Regions from separate parts of the Homo sapiens genome. Here region 2 is linked to region 1. The links are chromatin loops, found by intact Hi-C in ENCODE. Cell type or tissue: HepG2. All regions are shown on one strand.

Region 1 (8,000 bases):
AGATCAGCACTGCACCCATAACAAAAGGTTAAGATAGCTGAAGTTCAGGACTTCGCCTCCTTTGGGAGGATGCAATTTAGGTTTTACTTCTTTCTAGGCTCCCCACTTCCTGGGAGGTTGTCCTTTCTGGAATGTAATAGAATATTATGACTGGTGCTTTTTCTTCAGTGCTTCTCTTGTTGTGGGTGTGGTCAGGAAGAGGCGAGGAGGAAAGACAGTTATAGCTCAGAGGCTTGCTCAAGCCCAATTGTAGAGGACTGTTTTCAACTGCAAGCAGGCATCGGGCCCCACCCTGACCCTGGGCAGAGTTCAGTATTCACAGTCCTTAGTTGGAGCTTTGGCTATTCTTTGGTATCCACCCTCAACTATTTTTTGTTTGGCCTTCTGTTAAGTGTGAGAGATAGAACTAAGAAAGTCTCAGATGTAGGAAAGAATATTGAAATCTGGGTTACCAGTTGCATTCAAAGCTCATAAGTGGAGAATCATGTTCTTTTTATTAGCATCCTTACCACCATTCCGTGTCTACTAAAAGCAAAGTATTATAATAGACTCTAGCAGTGGTGAGCTGGAGCTAGTTCAAACCAGTTTATGAGTCTAATTGTTAAATTTTTAGGAAATTTGCAAACTGATTGTTAAATGTAATGATTATTAAAGATTAAATTACATAAAATAACTGTTGAATAAATCAGATTTAAAATGAAGTTAATAAAGATACAAACTCATCATTTCTTAATTATTTCCCATTTTACTATTAACTGTGCCCTTGAGGCTGCTCAGATGAATGATGTCTGTGTAGTGGAAATACCCTCTAACGTGTGCTACTGCGCACCTGTTCCCTACCCCTTGTTCAGTGACATACGTCATGCTAGTAGCTCGGAATCAGACAGATGGGAGTATTTACTCCACAGGACTCAGAAAACCTCTGTAAATCAGGGCCTCCCCCATGCCCCTTGGAGAGTCAGTTGTTAACCCTTTACAAGCACGCCACTGACTCTAGTGGTCAATAAATAATCAGACCTGCCCACAGGGTGCTTATAACACATTGAGGGAAATAAGTCCTTCAAGTCTTGGGTTGGGCACTATCTATCTCTAAAATGCCAAACATGGGAATGAAAGGACATGAGCTTTGAAGTAAGAGATACCTGCATTAGCATCCCAGTCTGCCACTCTGTATGACCCTAAATAAGTTACCTAATTTTTTTTAATCATTGGCAAAATGGGAATAATAGCACCTCCTCACAAGATTGTCATGAGGATTTAGTGGTAAAGATATAAGAGTCTAGAAAGGGCATTTCTGATTACAGGACCAGCATGAGAAGTTGAGTAAAAGCATAAAAGTGAAAAGACTAGTCAAAGAATGGCCAGTGGTCTAGTATGCCTGGATATTAAGACAGATCAGTTGAGCCCAGGAGTTTGAGACTAGCCTGGGCAATACGGCGAAACCCCATGTCTACAAAAAAAATACCAGGTATGGTGGTGCATACCTGTAGTCCCGGCTACTCGGGAGGCCGAGGCAGGAGAATCACTTGAGCCTAGCAGGTTAAGGCTGCAGTGAGCCAAGACTGTATCACTGTACTCCAACTTGGGTGACAAAGCGAGATCCTGTCTCAAAAAAACAAAAGGAGAGACACCAGAGATATCAAGATGGACAGAGTGTATTATGATGTGACCCTGGAAATGCAGGATTAAACAGTGAAACTGGATGGGTCAGGGCTGGGGAGATGGAGCCACTGTGAAGTCAGTCAGCTTTCCAAGTAATCATGTTTTAAAGGCAGCAAAGTCAGGTATAATTCAGACAATCATCTCAATTAGGAGGTACAATCTATAGGCAGTGTCATGGGCTGGGGAGATCTGTTCATCCAAGACTAATCCCCAGCCATAACTGGAAATATAGGGGCCTTGCCTAGCCCCTAAAGAGGGTGTCAGGAGAAACTAGGCAGGAGGCCAGGACCTTAGTTAAATAGGCAAAAGTTTAGGGAGGAGGTGGGTAGTATGAGTACTATAGTAGGACCAAGATACTACTAATAGGTAGGACAGACAAATTAATTACCAAGCAGTAAATCAAGGTATTATTGAAATGGACCAATAATAAAGGTGTTAAATTTTATCTGGGATGACTTAACTACAAATAACAGAATATTGGGATGATCTGGGATGATTTAGCTATAAGTAACAGACTATTGGGATGATTTTAGCTACAAGTAACAATATTTAACTAACAGTGGCTTAAGCAATAAAGATAGCAAAGTATCTCTCAAGAAGTCTGGAAGTAGGTGCTTTAGGATTGGCTTGGTGGCTAAACATTGTTATCAAAAGGCCAAGCTCTTTCTACTTTTTCACTTTGATACTCTTACTGCTGTTCTCAGTGTGTCTGCTTTTATTCTTGATGTTAGGGCCTTATGGTCATTAGATAGCTGCCAAGCTCACATCACCTCAATCAAAGCAGACCTCCTTAATGTCTCTCTTTTTAATCAGAGAGCAAAATCCTCCCTGCAAGCCTCAGCAGATTTCTCTCTACATTTCATTGGCAAGGATGGTTTACATACTGTAATAGGCAGAATAATGCTGTCAAAGATGTTCAAATTCTAGTCCCCTGGAACCTGTGACTATGTTACCTTACATGGCAAAAGGGACTTTGCAGATATGATTAAGGGCATGAATCTTGAGATGGGGAGGCTATGCTGGATTACCAGTGCGCCCCATCTAATCACATTAGCCCAGGGGAGTAAGGGAGATGGCAGCGTGGGAAGTATTTGGGGATGAGATGTAGGAGGTGATGTATAAGAACAGGAGAGAGATCCCTTAAATATGTATAAATATAATGTAGCAATAAAAACAAACAAGTGCCACCTGTAACTACTGCTAATAGGAATGTGCACTCAGGGCAACTTGAATGTATGCCCTCAGGTGGCTATCCTCAAGCTTTAGCCTAAAAAAAACTCTATACTTAATCATTAAAAAAAAAACAAAAAAACCACAAAAAACAAAAAAAAAAGAGAGGCTGCTAGAAGCTAATAGAGACCCCCAGATAACAGATAGCAAGGAAACAGGGACCCCAGTCCTGCAGCTGCAAGGAACTAAAATCAGCCAACACCTGATACAGCAAGGAAACAGATTCTACCCTCAAGCCTCCAGAAAGGAACACAGCCCTGTGGACACCTTGATTTTAGCCCAGTGAGACATGAACCAGACTTCTGGCCTATATCACTGTAAGAAAATAAATGTGTGTGGTTTTGAGCTAAAGTTGTAGTAATTTGTTACAACAGCAACAGAAAACTAGTACACATACCCTCCCCTAAAGTAGCCTGGGGTAACCATGCTTGGCTCACCCTGATTAGGGAATGTCTCCTGGGAATGGGCAACAGGCCATGTTCCCTGAGTGTGCTGTCAAGTATCCATAAAATAAGGAATGAGATGAGTGGAGAACAAACAGGTAAGGAGCACGGTAGTAGGCCTGGGGTTCAGCAGGTAAGCTCCAGGATACACAAGCCAGTTGTTTTCAGTCATCTTCTCTTCTAATTGGTATGGTAATTCTTTTTTTTTTTTTTTCTTTTGAGACGGAGCCTTGCTCTATCACCCAGGCTGGAGTACAGTGGCACAATTTCAGCTCACAGCAACCTCTGCCTCCCAGGTTCAAGCGAGTCTCCTGCTTCAGCCTCCTGAGTAGCTGGGAATACAGGCACCTGCCACAATGCCTGGCTAATTTTTGTATTTTCAGTAGAGACAGGGTTTCACAACAATGGCCAGGCTCGTCTCAAACTCATGACCTCAATGTTCTGCCCGCCTCAGCCTCTCAAAGTGTTGGGATTACAGGTATGAGCCAATGCACCTGGCCTGGTATGGTCATTAAACACTTTGAATATCACCCTTGGTTATATCTAGGGAGCTATATAGGTTCCCAGATATCACCCCATTACACTAGGACCCAGTCCTAACTGGGAAAACAAACTCAGAGTATGGGCACACAGGTTCCCGGCTTCTGGCAGAGCTGCTAGAGCTCAAATCTGGAGAATGCTACTTCCAGTATTTCAGCAAATCCAAGAGGCCTTCAGTCACGATGCACCATTATTTTACAAACCACTAAGAAAGAAAAAGTGCCACAAAACAATGACATGTCATTGATTGTAACATCAATGTTAAATGAGTAAGAGGTTAATATGAGAAAAAGTGTGCATCTTAGAATCAACCAAATATGATGATACAAAATTTTCACAAATGGTAAGGGTTAACCCTTGATGTGCTGCTGGCTCAGTCAAAATTGGTCGGGGAATTGGGGGAATGTATACTCATGGGTGTCTAGCTAGGGAAGGCAGAGGCCAAGGTGGGAAGGCGAGAGTGTTGCTCCTGGAGTTCCTTGAAGCCAAGCTAAGGGATGTGAACTTCCTCTAGCAGGCAGTCACTGAAGGTTTCCTGGCATGACAGTATGATGCTGGTGTCTCTGATCATATGTTCCCCTGGCATCTGAAACATCTGAAACAGTATTTATGACTCCATCTCATATCAAAGCATAAACAGTCACTCCCCTCTTGCCCAAGACAGTTGGAATGGAGCAGTTGTTGAGGTCATCTTTGACTAGCACTGGTCAGTGCATTTACCCCGGTTACAAGTGAGGACACACTCAAAAGACAGCTTTATTTTAGTAAGGAGCTCAGGTTTACTCATCCTGATGTGCAGGGCACATGCGTCCTCTGCGTCCTCAAGTGATGGACAAGCCCTCTTTGCGCCCTCCCCAAGACTTTGCCCTGGGGTCCCCAGAGGCAGCAGGGATTACACCAAAGGCTTACTCTGGACAGAGGAAAAGGTTGCACAGAGCCTTTAGGTGTCACCAAAGATCAATGTTGCCTCCTATTTCTTCTCTTTGCCTAGGACTGACCCTGAGTCCAGAAAATTTGAAGAGCTTTCTGAATACTTTTATCATTAGGAAAAAAAATGACAGCATCACCATATGGAAAAGGCCCTAAGAAATCACCTCAAATCCCACAGTTTTTCTGATTAGAAAACAGAAACTTGGGAAATGAATGTGTCTGACCTGAGGTAACCTACCTAGAAACAGCAGAGCTGGGCAGGGATCCAGGTTTCCTGCCATCCCCAGGGCATGCCAGGAAAGGCAGCCGGATGAGTGCACAAAGCCCCTCCCCAGGCATGCTAGGGGTCTGTCTTTTGCAAACTCAGGGCCTTGAAAAAGTCACTTAACATCTTTCTTTTTCCTTTTATTTATTTATTTATTTTTGAGACAGAGTCTCATTCTTGTTGCCTAGGCTGGAGTGCAGTGGCACAATCTCAGCTCACTGCAACCTCTGCCTCCCAGGTTAAGGCGAGAGTGTTGGTCAAGTGATTCTCCTGCCTCAGCCTCCCGAGTAGCTGAGATTACAGGCACCCACAACCATGCCTGGCTGATTTTTGTATTTTTGGTAGAGACGGGGTTTCACCATGTTGGCCAGGCTGGTCTTGAACTACTGACCTCAGGTGATCCACCCACCTTGGCCTCCCAAAGTGCTAGAATTACAGGCGTGAGCCACCTTGCCGGGCCTTTTGTTTTGTTTTGTTTTTTGAGACAGAGTCTTGCTCTGTTGCCCAGGCTGGAGTGCAGTGGTGCAATCTTGGCTCACTGCAACGTCTGCCTCCCAGGTTCAAGCGATTCTTGTGCCTCAACCTTTGGAGTAGCTGGGTTTACACCACACCCGGCTAATTTTTGTGTTTTTAATAATGACGGGATTTCACCATGTTGGCCAGGCTGGTCTTGAACTCCTGACTTCAAGTGATCTGCCCATCTCCCAAAGAGCTGGGATTACAGGCATGAGCCACAGCACCCGGCCTTCCATTCTCTCGACTACAAAATGAGGCTAGTAATAATACCTACTGCAGAGCCTTGTTGGAAAGATTAAGGCTTAGCCCTTAGACCTGCCAGGGAGTAATTGTCCCTACAGAGTCATCATATTGCTGTTACTGTTTTATGCAATCCCAGGCTGCCTCCATCACCTCGCTCCTGCTATCAAGATGAAGGTCTGCACTTTGAGACTTAGGGGCAGAGGAATCTATGGAATTTGCTCCCTTTGCTAATCTGGCAAAGTCAACAAATCATGTCTGTTCAACCCGAGAGGAGCCTCTGGAGATGTTAGGTCACGGCATGGAGCAGTTTCAAGTGAGAGGCATAGAGTGCAGGATGGAGGGAGAGTCAACAGCACAGCAGGGGAAAGGAATAGGCTTTCTGAGGGCTTGGGGAGGCCAGTTGAGTGTGGAAAGGAAGGGAAAGGGGTGCATGAGCTATGAGGGGGCCTGGGTGAGGGCACTTGGCACGGGAGCAGAGTGTAGAAGGCCAGGAAGGGGGACTGTGATGTGGGCATTTATGGCTAGAAAAAAAGGGGACTCAGTGCCTATGAAAAGAATCATTTTCTGTGGAGCTCAGGAAGGGCCTCTCACAGGAGATTTCCTACATGGGGCTCCAGGCCTTGGCTGTCTTCCCAGGGAAAGGTGGTGTTTGCCATGGGGAACTTGCACACTGCATGGCTTAATTCACACAGAAATGTTGCCCACTCCTGTCTCTGGCACTGCTAGTCTCCCTGAGCCTTGTTCAGCTGGGAACAAACATGCTCTTTCCTTGAACCACACTCTTCAAATGTCTCAATGCAAGACACTGAGGTCAGGGCAGAAGTGGAATAGCGGGGCATGGTAGGTACGAATAATGTTGGAGTAAGGGGAAGTGAGAGCCATGAGGGAACTATTTCAAAGAAATGGGCCCTCGGCACTGGGCTTTGGTGTGGCCCTGGGATTGCTGGCCAGCCCCAGTCCACTGGTCATGCAGACATGGCTATTCAGCAAAGCTGGACATAGTCCAAGGCAAGGCCCCCTTGGAGAGAAGAATTTCAAAATTAAAAACAAAACCAAAAGAAAGCACAATCAACTCCCGCTCCTCTTTTTCCCACCCCTAGTCAAATAGTACAGTCTACACTGTTGAAAAATCACATCTCAGGAACAGCACACACTTTCTGACAGCATCTGCCAAGATTTCCGATGAGGCTGATAGAAACGTGTTCCATTGTCATGTTGGATAATGAGTAGACGGGAGTCCTTGCACATCTGTTCAGGCAAGATAATGGTAATATTATTACTAGAGGCATTGTGCTGCAAATACAATCTATTTTTTGTCTCTCCTACCCCCTGCTCATATCCCTCTCTTTCCTCTCTTCTCTTCTTACTGTTGTGTGTCTCCCTTCTCATGTTTTCTTTCTCGCTCTCACCTTTCCTCTTCTCTTTTTACTTCTGTCCTCACCTAGGTGTCCTGCTCAGCTTGCAGAAACCCATGGGACAAAGTGAGGAATTCCCTTCAAATCAGGAGCACGGCTGCCAAGAAGGCACTATGGGCAGGGGTTGGCTGCTGAGATCATGAGAGAGGGGAGTCTTTGGGTCCTTCCTTGCAGGCTTGGTGATTCCTACTGTAAAGGACCCTCTCCTATTTGTCAGCAAAAGTCCTTCAGCCCAGTCAGAGAAACCACCAGACCTGCCCCATGCCCAACATCATCAGCAAAGAATCAAGGAGACAGTAATGTGACCAGCTAATTCCTGACAAAGGGACAACAGATGCAAAGGGTTTAATATTTTTAACATCTAAGAATGTTTTGCATCATAACAGGACACTTCTGGATGCCTAACCGATTTATAAAGAAATGCAATTTTAAAACTGTATAAGCATGAAGAATCAGAATGTGGGGTTGAACTTCAGAGTCAAGGAGAGCCATCCTTGTGTTTCCCAAATAATTCATTCATACATGTTTGTCAACAAATATTTACTCAGTACCTACTATGTGGCAGGCAATGATGGTTACTCTCTCATAGATGGAAAGCTATGATCCCTGCCTTTCAGGGTCTTAAAGTCTACCCCAAGGCAAACTTCTACCAAATCTAAACATAACTTTCGTCCTGAACATATCTTTTACGTGGAAGCAGAATCCACTTGGGGCATCTTCACTGTGTAATTACCTCAGGTATCAACATAAAAATGG
Region 2 (8,000 bases), 50 kb before region 1:
ATAGTAGAAAAAACCTAGTTCATATCCTGCCACTAACTAGCCATAGTCTTAGATGAATTACTTAAACTCAGTTTCTATAAAATGTGGTGATGCATGGTATCTAAGACGTTACATCAGTTAGGATTTAGTTGCAAGTGACAGAAAATCCAACTGAAACTGGTTTAAACTGTTAAGCAAAAAGTTACTCTATTGGCTCTTGCAAATAAAATCTAGAGATAGTTCTAACTTCAGAAACAGTTTGAACAGTGTTCCAAAGAGGCCACATGAACCAAGTTGTTCTTTATTTTACTCTCTACTGCTCCATGTGTTTGGCTTCATTTCAGACCATGCATGGCGGCAAGATGGCAGCCCCAGTACCAGCCAACATGTCTCCATGGTTCAAATGTGGATTTGAGGGCAAACTCAGAAGCCCAAACAGACCCTCCAAAATGAGACTGAGTTATGTTCTTATCCCTGAACCAATCACTGACCACAGGAGAAACTGACACTCTGGATCATATGCCAGTCCTGGGTCGGACACCATCCCTGGAATGCGAGGTGGTAGGGAGGGACTGTCAACTCCACAAAAACCACAGGGATGGAAAGTGGGGAAGGGTGGATCCCCCACAAACATTGGAGGCCGTTCCTGGAAACAGGGTAAGTGAAGAGGGGCTGGCCAAGAAACCACACACATCTACCATGCAGATCTCAGTTCCAACATTCTGCAGTTCTGTGAGGCCCTCCTACGGCCCAGAATACCAGCATAGAAAACCACATTCACCAGACTGCCCTCCAGATGGAGCAGGAATGGGCTTGGGGAGGAAGGAATCCCATTTCCATTTAGGATGACTACAATCATACACTTCAAGAGTCCTGACTGGAAAGGCTGTCTCTCCTGGCAAACCAGTCCCATTTCTCATTTCTCTAGGAGAAATGCACACAAAACTTTCCATACTCCTGCCTGGCATTAGCTCTCTGCTGACCTCCATCTCCCTTTCACCCTGTCTGCCTCTGCTCGGAATGTGTCTCTCTTGGACTACCGCTGTCTCCTATCTGACTTCCTCTGCTACCTCTCTCTATTCCTCTCTCCCTCCAATACTGACCGGTTGAAGCTGTCATTACTGTCTGCCTAGCTTTCTCAAGAGTTTCTACCTCTGTTTCTTTCTATTCTCTCTCTTTTTGGGGTTCTCCCTGTCTCTGCCTTATTTTTTCTCTGTCTTATCCTGTCTGTGCTTCTCTACCTCAGTCTCCAAGAACCTGCCTGTCACTTTCTTTACTTGGCACTTTCATTCTTTGTGTCTGCCTCCCTTTCTGCATCTGCTTTTGTCTCTATCTTTTTCTGAAATAGACAGTTCTCACTGCTCCAGATAGGGTCTAAAAATGTCTACAAGTCCTGCTTATTCCATATGTTTATCAGCAGATGGACCAACACTGTTTGAGGATGGAGGCAAGACCTTGAAGGAGGAGAATTTAGAGAGAAGAAGGAAGCATTGACAGGGCACCTGAATCATGGTGCTGTGAATAAGGGGTTATTCAGACCAAACCTACACAGCACACACACACATTAATGTCACAAACCACCTTCAGATAGGCGCTAATCTTCTCCATCACAGTCACAGTTGGGTATGGTTGAAGTTTTGTTTTTTCTCAGTTGAACGCTTTTTAACTGATTAGCTGCTCCCTGGATTTCAAAGCAGCTTGGATATCTGTAACTGACACACAATCTCAGTGCCGCAGCCTAGCAGTTTACAACAGGTCCTTTGGATGAACTGACTTTGCCATTGTGTGCCTTGTGAGTTTCACTGTGTGGACAGCTCAGCCCCTGTTTTCTCTGTGGCAGTTATCCAGGTCCTGCTTCTCAGTGACTAAACACATCTCTGGTGCCCAATGCAGTGAGGGCTGACATTAGGCCCTTCTTAACATTAGTCTACAATTTCCAATTCAATAGAAGATATTGCTGGGTTTTGGAAAATAGAATGTGGCAGAAGTAGACATATATCCAACAGGCTTTGCACTCAGGTTTTATTTTTACACAGAGTTTAAAACTTATATCACATACCATCCCAAGGACTGTCCTAATCTTCAACAAAGTTAGTTTTCATTTCATTATTTCTTCATTTTAAAGGTTGATACATTGGCTTTTGCAGTCACCAGCATATTTTTTAACTACTATGATGTAAATGGCAAAGAATGTGGGGAGGCCATAGGACTGTTAGGTTTTGTTGTTGTTGTTTGCTTTCCATCTTCAACAGTTTTCTGCTCTGTGATGGTAAACAAATCAACTTCTATGAGTGCCAATTTCCACATTAATAAAAGATAACAGAAACAGGTGCCTAGCGTCAGTGCCTAGTACTTAGTACAGGCTGATTAAATGTGTTCATTCATTAAAGACAATGGTTGTCAGCTTTGGCTATCCATTAGCATCTCCTGGGAAGCTTTTAAAAACCCTGAAGACAGGCTGTAGATTAGACCAATTACATAAGGATTTCTGAGTCTGAGACCCGGGCAGCAGTATTTTTTTTTAATTCTCCCACACATCCCACTTGAGGTTATTCCACTGTGCAGCCAAGCCTGATAACCACTGATTTAAGAGGTTTACATTAGCTATGTGCTTATTTTGTACTTAATCAAGGGTCAAAGGCACTTGTTTTAAAAGTATCACTCAAAGACCCAGAATTAAACTTGGACTACACTCCCTAAGAATTAATTTCTCCAATTTCCAAAGAGTGCCTATTCCTATAAGCTCATCTAAAATGAAAAATGGCCCATAAAATATTCCTTATTTGGTCAAAGAGAAGCATATGTTAAACATTCAATTCAACAATTTCTATTGAGTACTGTCCAGTTACAGAGAACTGCACTAAACCAAAAGTCTCCATTGTCAAAAAATAATGCTTAAGTTCAAAAGGCACAACACAAGTAAAAAGCAATGCTTCATAAAAACAAAATAAAACAAAACAAAATGAACACTTCCTTCCCTTGGAAATTGACGCCTTTAAGCACACACCCTGCCAGCTTAATTTTCTGCTGATTATCAGCTCTCCTACTGCCTATAATGAGGGGCTTAAGAAGAGGAAGAGCAGCTGGGAACAGGAAGTTTGCAATGATGTGGGAGGTTTACTGGAAAATTATCTGCTAAGGAAATCATTTCAGTGGTCAACATTGCTAACAAAAATACATCGCGCTGACAAAAATATTGAACAAGCTTTGTGCTCAGTGAGACAGTGTTTTGTTTTCTCCACATTGAAGGATTTAATTTCAAATGCACCAAGGTGCTCTTGTGAATAGTAAAATAAAAACATATTTAAAAGCTTTGCTGAATTCATAATCAGATATGGCTATGTAATTTCCCAATCTATTATATAGGATTGAATACATTTTTCCAGCTTTATTGATGTACAATTGACAAATCAAATTGTATATATTTAGGTGTACAATGAGATGTTTTGATATACATACATGTTGTGAAATGATTACCACAATCAAGCTAATTAGCATAAACATCACCTCACATGGTTACCATTTTCCTTTTTGTGGTGAGACCATTTGAAACCTACTCTCAGCAAATGTCACAATATAATACCACATGATTACCTATGGTCACCATGCTGTACATTAGCTCTCCAGAACTCATTCATTCTGCATATTGAAATTTTGTACCCTTTGACCAGCATCTCCATGTCCCCAACCCCTCAGCTCCTGGCAACCACCATTCTACTCCTTACTTCTGGGACACAGTGTTTTTAATGTAAAACAAAAATACGTGACATTTTGTGTGTACATTCATGAATTTCTTTCCCATTTTGGGGATACCCTTGACATAGTCTAGAGATGATTTGTGTGTCTGCTTTTCTTTGCTCTCTGCTCTTTATTGGTTGCTCCTAGGCTGGAAAAGAGATGTAACCTCAGGAAGCAGGTGTGTGAAAGACGATCCAACTCGGGAGAATCCATGGACAGCTGGCCCTGAATCTTAGCCCTGCAAGTGATTGCTGTGATGTTCAGGTCCAACGTCTCAGGTCTCGTTCATACATCTCCACCTCTCACCGTCACTCACTGGATCCCAATATCACAGGCTGTGCAGAGGGAAGATTACTCCAAAGCTTGTTTTCTTCACATCTAGCCAACTAGTCTGTTCTCAAAAGAACTGAAAGGGATGTCCAGCCTTGATGGTCAGTCTGCTAGGAAAAGACACAGAGCCAGGAAGCCAGGGTTCAAGATTTGGTTTTATTCCTTACTGACTATATGATACCAGACAAGCATTGAGCCTCTTTGAGCCTTAGTTTCCTCAGTATAAAATGAGGGATACTAGTATTACCTACCTCTCAAAATTGTTGTAAAGATTTAGTGAAATGTAAGCTGTACAAATGACCAATGCCTTTTTAAAAATACTCTGAACCTGTTTTTTTTTTTTTTTAAGTTTGGAAATCTTAAACACTTAATAGAAAAAATTTGTAAGTGATGACTGAAATGAACCAAACTTTTTCTACAAACTTTAGCCTACAAAGCTCCCAGCACACACCTTAGCACAACCCTGCACCTTCTAAATAGGCAACACTGAACACTCCAGGGAGAAAGTCAGATTTCAAAGCGCTTTACCTTGTTCTTTCCTCTTTTCCCGCCTTGGCCTCCCAGGTAATTTATTACAGAGATCTGGCAAGGCTTCACAGTGAATGAAGCCTGGTGGTGCTACAGCGGGTGACAAAGGCAAACCGGATCCTGTATTTAAACAAAACTGAAGGAAGTGCAGAGAGCCCGCGTTTGGCTCTCCGCGAGGTCTCCATATGCTGGCCCTCCCGTGCACACACTGGGGAGCATTGTTCACAGTTTGAGAGTCATCGCTGCAGCCTGCACTGACGTGAGTCTCCACCATCAGCTAAGAGGAACACTGGTCTCCCACACAGCAGCCAAATCCAAGATCAGTGCTTCCCAGGGAGCACTAGAAACCAAACATAACAACAAGAAATGACTTTCCAAACACCCTTTCACAGAGAAAAATAGAGAGTACAAACAATATTTTCATCATTAGTAGTTATAAAATATTCATGATGTTCTAGGGAGATAAAAGGTAAGGATATCTCACCCCTCACCCATCCCCACCTACCTTGACCCATCCTTCCCAACCTCACCTGTAAAAGAGTTCAAATTGGACTTGTATAAATTCCCCCAAAGAGTGTACCTACTTCTGAAATACAGAGGAAGGAATGTTCTTCATTCTTACCTTCTGTTAAGGAGTTAAGAGAAGGTAGTACTATTTACTAAGTTCCTGGCATATACCAAGACATTTTCTTTTTTTCTGTTTTTTGTTTGTTTGTTTTTGTTTTTTGTTTTTTGAGACAGGTCTCCCTCTGTCACCCAGCCTGGAGTGCTGTGATGCAATCATAGCTCATTGCAGCCTACAACTCCTAGGCTCAAGTGATCCTCCTGCCTCAGCCTCCCACGCAGCTGGGACTACAGGTGGATCACCACGCCCAGCTAATTTTTTTTTTTTCTTGGTAGAGACAGTTGCCCAGGCTGCTCTTGAACTCCTGGCCTCAAAGGATCCTCCAGACTTGGCATCCCAAAGTGCTGGGATTACAGACATGAGACATTTTCACAGACAGTATTTAATCCTTTTTATGACACTTTGAGATAGGTATTCTTATGCCTATCGATGTGGAAACTGAGGGTCAGAAAGATTAAGAAACTTATTCATGGCCATGCACAGTAGTCATGCCTATAGTCCCAGTGAGAGGTGAAGCTGGCTGGGCTTCTGGGTGGGGTGGGGACGTGGAGAACTTTTCTGTGTAGCTAAAGGTTTGTAAACACACCAATCAGCACTCTGTAAAATGCCCCAAGTGGGCGGATCATGAGGTCAGGAGATCGAGACCATCCTGGCAACACGGTGAAACCCCGTCTCTACTAAAAATATTAAAAAAAATAGCCGGACGTGGTGGCAGGCGCCTGTAGTCCCAGCTACTTGGGAGGCTGAGGCAGGAGAATGGCGTGAACCTAGGAGGCGGAGCTTGCAGTGAGCTGAGATCGTGCCACTGCACTCCAGCCTGGGCAACAGAGCGAGACTCTGTTTCAAAAAAAAAAAAAAGTGGACCAACCAGCGCTCTGTAAAGTGGACCATTCAGCAGGACATGGGTGGGGCCAAATAAGGGAATAAAAGCTGGACACCCGAGCCAGCAGCGGCAACCCACTCAGGTCCCCTTCGACACTGTGAAAGTTTTGTTCTTTTGGTCTTCACAATAAATCTTGCTGCTGCTCACTCTTTGGGTCCGCACTACCTTTAAAAGCTGTAACACTCACTGCGAAGGTCTGTGGCTTCACTCCTGAAGTCACGAACCCACCAGAAGGAAAAAACTCCGGACACATCTGAACATCTGAACGAACAAATTTCGGACACACCATCTTTAAGAACTGTAAGACTCACGGCGAGGGTCCGCGGCTTCATTCTTGAAGTCAGCGAGACCAAGAACCCACCTGAAGGAACCAATTCTGGACATACTAGCACTTTGGGAGGCCGAGGCGGGCAGATCACCTGAGATTGGGAGTTCAAGACCAGCCTGACCAACATGGAGAAACCCCGCCTCTACTAAAAATACAAAACTAGCCGGCCATGGTGGCACATGCCTGTAATCCCAGCTACTCAGGAGGCTGAGGCAGTAGAATCACTTGAGCCTGGGAGGCAGAGGTTGCGGTGAGCTGGGATCGCACCATTGCACTCCAGCCTGGGCAGCAAGAGTGAAACTCCATCTCAAAAAAAAAGAAAAAAAAAAGAAAGAAAAACAAAAGAAAAGAAACTTATTCAGAGTCACATAGAAAACAATTGGTAAAAACAGTATTCTAACCTAAATCTGCCTCGTTCTCTCTATTCATTTATCTTCTAAAACATGATGCAGAGAAGTATTAGTATAAACTATCGCTGTAATTCTTTGCTTGGTGAAATAGCAAAAATATTGAGATTATTTTAGAATAAATAATTAGTCCTGGGTATCTTCTTCTAAAAGGCAATGTTTACTAGTGGAAAAGCCCTAAAAGATGACGCCCCGCTGATATTTAAAAATGACCAAATTTATTCAATAGATCTCAATGAGTCAAATTCTGATATTCCATTGAAATCCCTGAGAAGGCAAGAAAATGCTACCAAATCATGAGACCTGTCAAGGGGAGAAGAAAGGCCTTTCATTAGAAAGTGAACATTCAATCATTCTTGGCTCACAAACATGTAGGGAACTGTTGGGACCTATGTCTTAAGCAATTTATTACCAATAACTGAAGCTAGCAAGTGATTACTCAAATATGACTGAGTGCTCAGTACAGTATACGTTCTACTTTTTTGTGTGCTTGAAAACTTTCATAATAAAAAGATTTAGATTTTGTTTCTTTTTAATTTTCCTTATTTTTGTTGAAGTATAATTTTTATATAGTGAAACGACAGGTCTTAAATATACAGTTGGACAAGTTTCAACAGTTGCATACATCTGTATAACCCACATCCCATTAAGATATAGAATATTGCCATAACTCCCAAAATTTCCATCATGCCATCCCAGTCAATCTCTGTCCACTCCCTGCCCCACTTGAAACCACTGTCCTGATTTCTTTTGCAATAGATTGCATTTGCCTGTTTCAGAACTTCATATAAATGGAATCTTACAATATGTACCCTTTTGTGCCTGACTTCCTTTCACTCGGTATAGCAATACTGAGGCCTATCCATGTGTCGTATGTATCAGGAGCTATTGTGTTTTTGTTATCTCCGAGCAGAACTCTGCTGTATGTAAATATCCATGTTGTTTATTCATTCCCCTGCTGATGGACATTTGGGTTGTTTCTAGTTTGTTGCTATTTTTGTTGAGGCCAAGGCTGGGAAAAGAGAAAAGAGAAAAGAAAAACATTTTTTGAAATCTAATTTTCTTCTTGGAGTATTCAGTATTATGAATAAAGCTGCTATGGACATTCATGTACAAGTCTTCTCTGTTTCCAGATGTTTTCATTTCTCCTGAGTAAATACCTAGAAGTGCATTTGCCAGGTC

What was found. Hi-C counts contacts between places; a loop is a spot of excess contacts. Peaks named below come from ENCODE experiments on the same cell type or tissue, not always from the same donor. Only the 100,000 strongest peaks of a DNase experiment are listed, where the experiment ranks them.
Region 2: a loop joins it to region 1, with 6 times the contacts of the local background. A loop is called at or near these places in 20 of 110 quality-filtered maps.

Annotation. Positions count from the first base shown.
Region 1 is chr6:52,587,329-52,595,328 of GRCh38, reverse strand. It overlaps LOC124901330 (a long non-coding RNA gene), which reads right to left and starts at 1,524. Exons shown (of 2, transcript XR_007059610.1): 1 at 1,485-1,524. RefSeq lists a cis regulatory region at 6,065-6,076 and an enhancer at 5,999-6,143. In HepG2, a CTCF peak has its summit at 4,820; DNase peaks (open chromatin) are centred at 4,518, 4,808, 5,068, 6,038 and 1 weaker place; H3K4me3 peaks cover 840 bases.
Region 2 is chr6:52,637,066-52,645,065 of GRCh38, reverse strand. No RefSeq gene overlaps it. Among named protein-coding and RNA genes, the nearest start is that of TMEM14A, 30 kb to the left of the region's middle. In HepG2, no CTCF peak of the experiment used is centred here; a DNase peak (open chromatin) is centred at 4,765; H3K4me3 peaks cover 578 bases; H3K27me3 peaks cover 1,985 bases.